Regions from separate parts of the Mus musculus genome. Here region 1 is linked to region 2. A link is a contact called in ENCODE Hi-C or POLR2A ChIA-PET data. All regions are on one chromosome and are shown on one strand. The core of a region is the stretch at or near the end of the contact, and the rest is flanking DNA. Distances in the headings are between cores, read along the strand shown. Region 1 holds the start of Zfp114 (zinc finger protein 114). Region 2 holds the start of Zfp235 (zinc finger protein 235).

Region 1 (5,108 bases), core at 980-3,479, 43 kb before region 2:
GACGTCCCGTGCAGGAAGTGAGGGTGGCTAGAGGTCTGTGTGCATGTGTGTATACATGTGTGCATACATGTCAGTGTACTTAAGTACATGAGGGTGCACATGAATGTACAGGATGAAGGAGAACCCCTGGTGCTGGCAACCTTTCTTTTTGTTGTTTTTGAATCATCAGGGTCTTTCCGCGCCTTAGAACTTGCCAAATAGGCTAGGATGGATGCTAATGAGCACCAGGGAGCTGCCTGTCTCCACAGAGTCCCAGAAACAGGAGACCTGCTTCAGTGAGGTGGAAGAACAAAGCCCAAGTTTGAAAACATGTCTTCTGATGTCTACATACATGCTTTTGCATGTCCACAACCAACATCCTCACACAATAATAATAATACAAAAATTTAAAATGATCAAAATTCATGAACCACACCAATAGGGAGAATTTATATGTATTTGTAAGATAAAATTAGGTGAGCAGTGGAAAACGATGTCACTTTTAAAATGTAGGAAAACTTAAAAGACTTTTTTTAATGTATGTGCATGCCCTGTGTGTACATGTGTGTAGGTGCCCTGAGAGACCAGAAGAGGGCGCTGGACACCCTGGAATTGGAGTTACAGGCAGTTGTAAGTATCAGGTGTGGGTGCTGGGAACTGAGCCAGTGCCCTTAACTACTGAGCCATCTCTCCAGCCCACTTTTTTGAATTCTTTTTAGTCATCCTTTTACACTTTCCTGTGTGCACTGCACTTTGAGCACATGTTCCCACTGTCCTCTTTTTTTGTTTTTGTTTTTGTTTCGAGACAGGGTTTCTCTGTGCAGTCTTGGCTGTCCTGGAACTCACTTTGTAGACCAGGCTGGCCTCGAACTCAGAAATCCTCCTGCCTCTGCCTCCCAAGTGCTGGGATTAAAGGCGTGTGCCAACATGCCAGGCTCCCACCGTCCTCTCTTATCTCTCCTCCTTCCAGTCCTTTCTTCTCAGCAACTTCCCCTCTTCCTTCATGCAGTTCAGAGAGGCTCAGCTGTAGAGCACTTGCCCAGCATGCAGGGATCCTGTTTCCAATCCCTAGCACTGTGGGCATGGGGGAAGCAACCCGACTTACCTGTAACTTGGTCATTGTTCTCTTCTCTTTGAGACAAGGCAGGGCTCTGGGAAGCAAGCTGGGGGAGGAGGGGCTTCATGAGAACACTGCTAGGACAGTTGGGCCACATGGCTTCCTCAGCTTCTCCATCAGTCCTAAGGGCTGTGTGCGCTGGCCAGGCTTTTCTTTCTAGTTTCTACTCATAGGTAGTGCCATGCCTCACCTTGCTCACAGCTGGGGCTTAGAAAAGGCCACATTCTCTATTTCTGGGTGCTGGGCACTATTGCCTTCACAAATCTGGCTGTGTTAGTGGGCTTCCCAGAAAAACAAATCTTTAAGAAGCTCTGAACTCTGACGAATACTGCGTCATGATTGATCACTGCTCTCGGAAGGGTCTGTTAATGTGACAGCTCTTACACACAATTGTTTCCATACATAGGAATGATAGTCCTCCGCTCTGTCTCTCACACTAAAAGGTTTAAATACTAGTAAATTAAATGCTGTTCATCTGCACGAGCCCCCCACAAAGTCTCTGTTTCCATGTGCATGCAAATAATGAGATATAAAAACCCTCTCTAAGGAAAAGGGAGTTTGTCCCTGGGAAATGGCTCATCAGATAATGGTGACTACAGACGAGGGAGACCACCTGAGTTTCAGTCTCTGAACCCCGCATGGTGGAAGGAGAGACCGGACTCCCACAAGGTATTTCCTGATCTCCTTCATACACAAGCTGTGGCACGTCCCACTAAGGAAATAAGTAAGTAAATTAAAAAATGCAAAAAAAAAATCGCATAAAAACCAGTTGCAAACCACTTAAGGCTTCAGGCCACCTCTCATCACAACTCCTCCCCCATGCTCCCTTGGGATGCTAGATTCTTCCCTCGGACTCCTCCTTCCCCTCCGGAAGCAGGGGAAGTAGGACCAGGTAGCACCGCTTGGGGCTGAGCCCAGCAAGAGGGGACTCAGACACTGCCGCCGCCATCGCCATCGGTGCCCCAGTTCTCCCTGTCCGTGGACTTGTTTCTCCAAGGGACACACCGTTAGCACGAGCACACACGAAGGGCCGCAGGACGCTCCAAGTTTTCACATCTCCAGAAGCACTACCAGCCCGCCTCCGCTTGCAGAAGAGTCTGACCGCCTGGAGTGGGAACTACAATTCCCAGAATGCTTCAGTAGAAGCGCCAAACTATAGTGCCCTTCTGTAATGACATTCCCCAGCTCTCTAAAACCATCAATAAGTTCCAAGCTGTTTTAACTACAGTGGGCCCCCGGAAATCTTTTTTTTTTTTTTTTTTTTTTTTTGGTGGAGCGGGAGAGGAGGAGGAAGGGGGAGCTTGCTCTCCTGGGTTGCTTTTCGATTTATTCATTTCTGAAATGCCACTGTCAGGGCCTGTTGTTTGCCGTTGTTTGTAGACTCAAATAGTATGCAAAAGCAAAGAGTGTTTTATTCAGCAGAAGACCAGCGGGGATCCCTCATTCCAAAAAGGAGAGAACCCAAAGTGTGATTGTAAGCCCAATTTGAAGCACATTAGGGGAGTTCCAGGATAGGTGCGCTTTGTCTTACTTCACCTTTAGGTATTCTAGAACCATTACCAGGGCGTGGAGGGCCCGAAACTATTGCTGAGGAATCCTAGGATAAGTGGGCTTTGTCTTACTCTATCTCCACGGAAATTCCAGAACCATTACTGAGACATGGGGCTGGAAACTGTTGCTGACCCATCGTCCTAGATTCAGGCTATGTGGCTGGGCACCTTCTAGTTTCTGACTAGCTGCCTGACTTGTTTGTTTGTTTGTTTGTTTGTTTGTTTGTTTGTTTTTCTAACTTGCATGGGCTTTCCTGAACTTGCCCAGTTCTTAGGCCTAGTCTCTTGAATACTGATTTGAAACCTATCATGGAGCCATCACGAAAGACAAATATGGATATTTTGTTATTGTTGTTTTGATTCCCCTACCCCCACCCCTCCCCGGAGACACAACATCTCTCTGTATGTAGACTTGACTGTTCTGGAACTCCCCACCCCCTCCCGTAAACAATGGTGGCCTCTAAGGCATAGATCAGCCTGCCTCTGCCTCCCTAGTGTTGGGCTGAAAAGTGTGGGCCATCACACACTGCTATTGATACTTTTGAAAAACAATGAAGTCCCATATTATATTTCTATATAAACGTTAAAACTTCAACTGTGAAGCTATAGGAGCCTGATCTGGCAGCAGAGTTAGAGCCCCTTCATAGATTCCCTCTGTAAGGCATTGGGGAAAGGCTCAGTGGTAGAGCCCTGCCTAAAATCTTCTAGTGAGGGGTTGGGATCATAACTTGATGGTAGAACCCCCTGCCTAGAATCCCCCAGTGAAGGGCTGGGGGTGTAGCTCAGTGGTAGAGCCCCTGTCTAGAATCCCCCAGTGAGGAGCTGGGGGCGTGGCTCAGTGGTAGAGCCCCTGCCTAGAATCCCCCAGTGAGGGACTGGGGGTGTGGCTCAGTGGCAGAGCCTCTGCCTAGAATCCCCCAGTGAGGGGCTAGGGGTATGACCTGGTAGTAGAACATGGACGATCTGGGTCACTATTCTATTGCTGTGAAGAAACACCATGACCAAGGCAACTCTGACAAAAGGAAGCATGTAACTTGGGTCTGGCTTATACTTTCAGAGCTTTAGTCCATTATCCTGTCAGGAGCATAACAGCAGGCTGGCAATGGTGCTGAAGAAGTGGCTGAGACTTATATATTGATCCATACGCAGAAGGCAAGAAAAAGAGACATTAGGCCTAAGACCCTATATCCTCATCCGCCAAATCTTTTAAAAGAGTTCCACTCGCAGGTGCCTAAGCATTTAAATATATGAGCTTATGGAGGCTTTCTCACTCAATCCACAACCTGCCTAGAATCCCCCAGTGAGGGGCTGGGGTCATGGCTTGGTGGTAGAGCCCCTGCCTAGAATCCCCCAGTGTGTGTGTGTGTGTGTGTGTGTGTGTGTGTGTGTGTGTGTGTGTGTGTGTGTGTGTCTCAGTGGTAGTACTGACACCTGACATGGCACCCTGTGTTTGTGCCATAATTCTTCCTCATCCAAACACACACCCATTAATTGGGAACAAAGGGTAAGCTAAAGCTGGAAACCTCGAGTTCTCGGTACAATATTTAAGGAACACTGGATTCAACTTGTATCTAATACTGTGTTCCAAACTATTCAACACTAATACAACCTACAGACACGACAAAAACACTCTTTATGGCTTCTAACAATAAAAAAGGATGGCACACCTGACAGTTCACACTGTATGTACTCAAGCAAACTGTCCGAATGCAACAGGCAACTAGACTCCATGCCAGCTAGTCTGGAGGCTCAGAATGGCAGAAACAAGAGATGCTGCCCGTGGCCAGCAAATGTCTTGGCAGGTACAGGCCTGAGGACCTGAGTTCAATCCTTGAAATATACACAGTGGGAGAAGAGAAGTGACTCCCTGTAGTTTACATCTGCCTCTACCACAGGTGCTACAGCACACTGGTGTGCACACACACACACACACACACACACACACACACACACACAGAGAGAGAGAGAGAGAGAGAGAGAGAGAGAGAGAGAGAGAGAGAGAATTCATTAATACAAATAAACTACAAATTGTAGAAAGACAATTCGTCTTCTTTCTTTTGTCTTACTTTGTCTCAGCGTGGCTGAAACACTACTTCAGACCCCAGCACGCTGCAGCAATGTGTCAATAAGTCTCTTGCCTGAAGGACAGTTCAACAGAGTTGCACCCTCTTACTCCCACACCCTCCCCAAAACATAACAAAAGCATGTCATATAACCGGATTTTCTTGGACCTGCCTGCAGTATAAAGAAAGAGGCTGAGACTTTTATACAGTTTAAAGCTTAGGCCTTTTGCCAGGGCAGTCTCTCAGCTAGGGTTTAGACTTAATTTGACTATTCTAGCCTACAACCTGACCCACCATGTGGCTGGCCCTTTACCTCTCTGCTCCTTCCCCCACTCATCTATATTTCCTTCTGTGTCTGCCTCCAAATCTTCTGCATCTGTCTCCTCCTCTCCCCCCCCC
Region 2 (4,726 bases), core at 1,853-4,352:
CTCTCTTATCCCTCCTCCTTCCAGACCTTTCTTCTCAGCAACTTCCCCTCTTCCTTCATGCAGTTCAGAGAGGCTCTGTGTAGAGCACTTGCCCAGCATGCAGGGATCATGTTTCCAATCCCTAGCACTGTGGGGATGGGGGAAGCAACCCAACTTACCTGTAACTTGGTCATTGTTCTCTTCTCTTTGAGACAAGGCAGGGCTCTGGGAAGCAAGCTGGGGAAGAGGGGCTTCGTGAGAACACTGCTAGGACAGTTGGTCCACATGGCTTCCTCAGCTTCTCCATCAGCCCCAAGGGCTGTGCAGGTTGACCAGGCTTTTCTACCTGCTTCCTGCTAATCAGTAGTGTAAGGCTCCAGGTTACCAGGTCATGCGTGCCTCACTTCACTCACAGCAAAGGGTTAGACAAGCCCACAATTCTCTATTTCTGGCAGCTTCAGGGATGCCGTGTACTCGCACCTTCACAATGCTGCCTGTAGTGATGGGCTTTCCATAAAAACAAATGTTTAAGAAGTCTCGAGCTCTCTGATGAACGCTGTGTCATAACTGACCACCACTATCTAAGGGTCTGTTAATGTGACAGCTATCTTACATATAACTATTTCCTTACACAGTAGTGAAATCCCCACCCCCATATTCTCTCCTTCTAAAAATTTTAAATTCTAGTAAACGTTGCTCATCTGCAAGAGCCCCCACCAAGTTTCTTTTCCCACATACATGAAGATAATCACCAATAAAAAGCTAAACCCTCTCTAAGGAAAGGGGAGTTTGGCCTTGCGATATGGCTCAAAGGGTATGAGCGACTGCTGCTGAGGCTGACCACCTGAGTTCAAGACTCTGAAGCCCACGTGGTGGAAGGAGTGACCCTACTCCCACAGGTAGTTTTCTGACCTATTCCTTTTATCAGCTATGGAACGTCCCACTCTTTAAGTAAATAAACAATGAAATATATGCAAAAAGAGCACATCAAAACCAGAGTTGCATACCACTTAAGGCTTTAGGACACTGCTATCTGCCATCACCGTTCCTCTGACAGACTCCCGTGGGAAGCTAGACTCTCTCCAGGGCTCCACAAGCAGCTGAGACGGGTCCAGGAATCCTGGGCAGCGCCGTCTCAAGCAGAGCCCAGCTAGAGAGGACCGGCCGACGCCAGCGGTGCCCCTCTTCTCCCCGGAGATGCAGACTCGGTCCCCGAGAAGACACACCGAAACACCAGCACACAGAAGGGTCGCGGAACGCTGCAGGATGTCACCTCATCAGAAGTACTGCCAGGGAGCCTGGCCTTGCGGCAGCGGAAGTCACCTCAGCCGTCACTGGCGCTGGAACTACAATTCCCAGAATGCGTCAGCGGAAGCGCCTAGCTCTGTGCTTTTTCCGGGACTACATTCCCCAGACTACTAAAGCCTCCATATGTTCCAAGCTCTTTTAACTGGCATGTGAGCCTTAGAAATCGCTTTTTGGGAGCTCGCTCACCGGGGGTGCTTTTCGGTTTCTTTATTTTTGAAATGCCATGTAAGACATCTATGGATACTTTTTTATTTCTGTTCTGTTTTGTTTTGTTTTGTTTTTTCCCCGAGGCAGTTTCTCTGCGTAGCCCTGGATCTCCTGGAATTCTGTTTGTAGATCAGGCTGGCCTCAAACTGAGAGATCCCTTTGTCTCTCGCTCCCGGGTGCTGGGATAAGAGGTAAGCACCACCATGCCCAGCTGTGGGTCCTTTTTAAGAACACTGAAGTCTCATTTTATATTATATTATAAAAGCTAAAACTTCAACTGCTCAGCTATAGGAGCCTGATTCAGCAGCAGAGGCAGAGTCCCTGAATAGAATCCTCCAGTCACAGGCTGTGGGAGTGATGGTAGAGCACAGGGTGTCTGGGTCACTATTCTACTGCTATGAAGAGACACCATGATCAAAGCTTGTTTCAGAGGCTTAGTCCATTAACATGGCAGAAAGCATGGCTCCCTGCTATTTCCAATCATTCAAATACATAGATGTATGGGGGCCACTGTTAGTCAAACCATCACACTCTGCTACCTGTCTCGATAAGCCTTTGCCCATATCATAATGCCAAATGCGTTCAGCCCAACTTCAAAAGTCCCCACCATCTATTGCAATCCCAATATTTTTTAAAAATCTAAATGTCAAACTTTTATGATACTCATGACAATCTCTTCATTGTAATTCCCTGTAAAATCAAAATCAAAAAGCAGACCACATAATCCAATGTGTTATGGCATAAAATATACTTTACCATTTCTTAATGGGAAGGCAGTATAGTGAGGAAACACTGGACCATAGCAAGACTAAAAACCAAAGGTGGAGGCCAAACTCTGCATCTCCATGCTGATGTCAAAGCACTCTTCAGATGCTTTACTCTTTCGGCTATGTTGGCTGTAACACACTTGTCTCTCTCAGGCTGGTTTCACCTCAGTCTGCAGCTCTCTGCAGCTGGGATCCCATAGTTCTGGCATCTTCAACATCTTGTGGTCTCCGACATAATCCAGGTTCACAGCTTCACTCAATGCCCTCTCTTGGCCACTATGCAGGAACTCTCCTATACTACAACTGCCTTCAGGGCATTTCCTTCATTACTAAGGGAGGCTCAAGAACCCTTTTCTTGTATCCTTGACTCTAAAGCCAGAACCAAGTGTTTCTTGTATCCTTGACTCTAAAGCCAGAACCAAGTGGCCAAAGCTGGCATGTTCTGCTGCTCGATGGTCTGGACCTTGGCCCCATCCGATTCTATGTCCACTATCTTTCTGGAACTGATGGCCTTCCTCGTGCTGAAGCTGGAACTGATGGCCTCCCTCATGCTGAAGCTGTACTGATGGCCTCCCTCATGCTGAAGCTGGAACTGATGGCCTCCCTCATGCTGAAGCTGGAACTGATGGCCTCCCTCATGCTGAAGCTTTTCCTCTTCCTTCTCACAGGCTGGAGGCTTCGCTGGGTGGGGTGTTGCCCTGAGGTCAGCACTCCCTTTATAGCATTCAGAATCAGGCTTTTCCTTAAGCCTTCACGGTGCTTCTTTTCTCCTCACACTCCACACTGCATAGTTCTTTCTGTCTGGCTTGCTCCTCCTCATGCTGGATCTCCATGAGAGCGACTGCTAATAACCACAAGACACAGTCAACACAAGGCTGTCTGGAAATCTCCCCTGCTTATGCCAGTAATACAAAACTCATCAACTTAGCTTCAGGCAGATTTTTAGGATGAGGACAAAAATCACCCACTTTTTTTCCTCAGTATATGACTAGAATGGTTTAGGCCATGTACTGTTTGCCTCTGAAACTTCTTGAGCTGCCCCCCACCCCCAGCTCAAATTGCCCTTGTCTTGCATTCTCCTCCTAGGATGACCCACTAAGCTCTACTAATCAAAAAGCACTTAATAATTTTGTAGTGGAAAGTCCTAAAGTCTTCCATATTCCTTCAACAAACAGCATGGTCAGGCTTGTCACAGCAATACTCCAGTCCCTGGTACCAACTCCTGTCTTGGTCACTGTTCTATTGCTTTGAAGAGATACCACAAGTCCAAGCAACTCTTACCAAAGGAAGCATTTAACTGGGGGCTGGCTTACACTTTCAGAGGTTTAGTCCTTTATCAGAGCAGGAACATGGCAGCAGGCAGGCATGATGCTGAAGAAGTAGCTGAGACTTAGATCCTGATCCATATGCAGAGAGGCAGAGAAAGAGAAATGGACTCACATGTGCTTTTAAAATCTTGATGCTCATACCCAGTGATAGACTTTTTCCAAGAAGGCCACGCCTGCTCACCTTTTAAATCCTTTCAAGGAGTTCCACTCCCTGAAGACTAAGCATTCAAATATATGAGCTATGGGGGCATTCTCAGTCAAACCACAACCTGCCTAGAATCCCCCAGTGAAGGGCTGGGAGCCTGGCTCAGTGGTAGTACTGACACCTGACGTATGTGACTCCTGTATTTGTGCCATAATTACTCTTCTTCTTCCAAACATGCACACACACACACACACACACACACACACACACACACACACACACACTAATTGGAAGCAAAGGGTAAGTAAAACTGGAAAAGCTGTTTTCTTGAGTGCACCAGAAGCTAGGTTTGAGAAACACTGGATTTAACTCATAGCCAATGCTGTGTCCTTGGATATTCACCACCCATACAACCTACAGATACAACAAAAAAAGAAAACCATTTATTGATTCTCACAATAAAAGCAAAGTGCCATATTGAAGCCGGCAAGAAGACTCCATACCAGCTAGCCTGACCTCTTAGTGTGGCAGAAACAAGAGACCCTGCCCGTGGCCTGCAAATGCCTTGGCAGGTACAGGCCCGGGGACCTGAGTTCAATCCTTGAAACACACACAGTGGAAGGAGAGAGCTGACTTTCTGTAATTTACATCTGCCTCTACCACAGGTGCTGCAGCACACTGGTGTACACACACACACACTCACACACACACACACACACACACACACACACAGAGGCATGCAAACACAAATTAATAAATAAATACATAAATAAAGTAAATGACATATTACAGGAAGACGGCTTACTTTGTCTCAGCGAGTTGACAATCCACTTCTGAGCCAACCATGCTGCAGCCACATGTCAGCTTCTTGCTTGGAGGACAGTTCAACTCAGTGCTACTCTCTTGTTCCATCTCCCTCCCTAAAACATAACAAAACCATGTCCATTTACCATGGAGTCTCAGGATCTGCTCTAGCTTGTAGCTCAGGTTAT

Evidence for each region. Hi-C counts contacts between places; a loop is a spot of excess contacts on that map. ChIA-PET counts read pairs that join two places held with the same protein, here RNA polymerase II (POLR2A).
Region 1: a map of heart shows a loop between it and region 2 (2.3-fold over the local background). The contact joins the promoter of Zfp114 here to the promoter of Zfp235 in region 2. A Hi-C loop is called at or near these places in 2 of 37 maps with a recorded cell type or tissue (T-helper 1 cell and heart). POLR2A ChIA-PET finds 5 or more read pairs at or near these places in 1 of 5 experiments (embryonic stem cell).

The regions. Positions count from the first base shown.
Region 1 is chr7:24,172,143-24,177,250 of GRCm38, reverse strand. It overlaps Zfp114 (zinc finger protein 114), which reads right to left and starts at 2,229. Exons shown (of 4, transcript NM_001029933.3): 1 at 2,102-2,229; 2 at 1,085-1,142. The coding sequence starts at 1,099.
Region 2 is chr7:24,130,748-24,135,473 of GRCm38, reverse strand. Zfp235 (zinc finger protein 235) reads right to left here and starts at 3,102. Exons shown (of 5, transcript NM_019941.3): 1 at 2,251-3,102; 2 at 987-1,325; 3 at 159-216. The coding sequence starts at 173.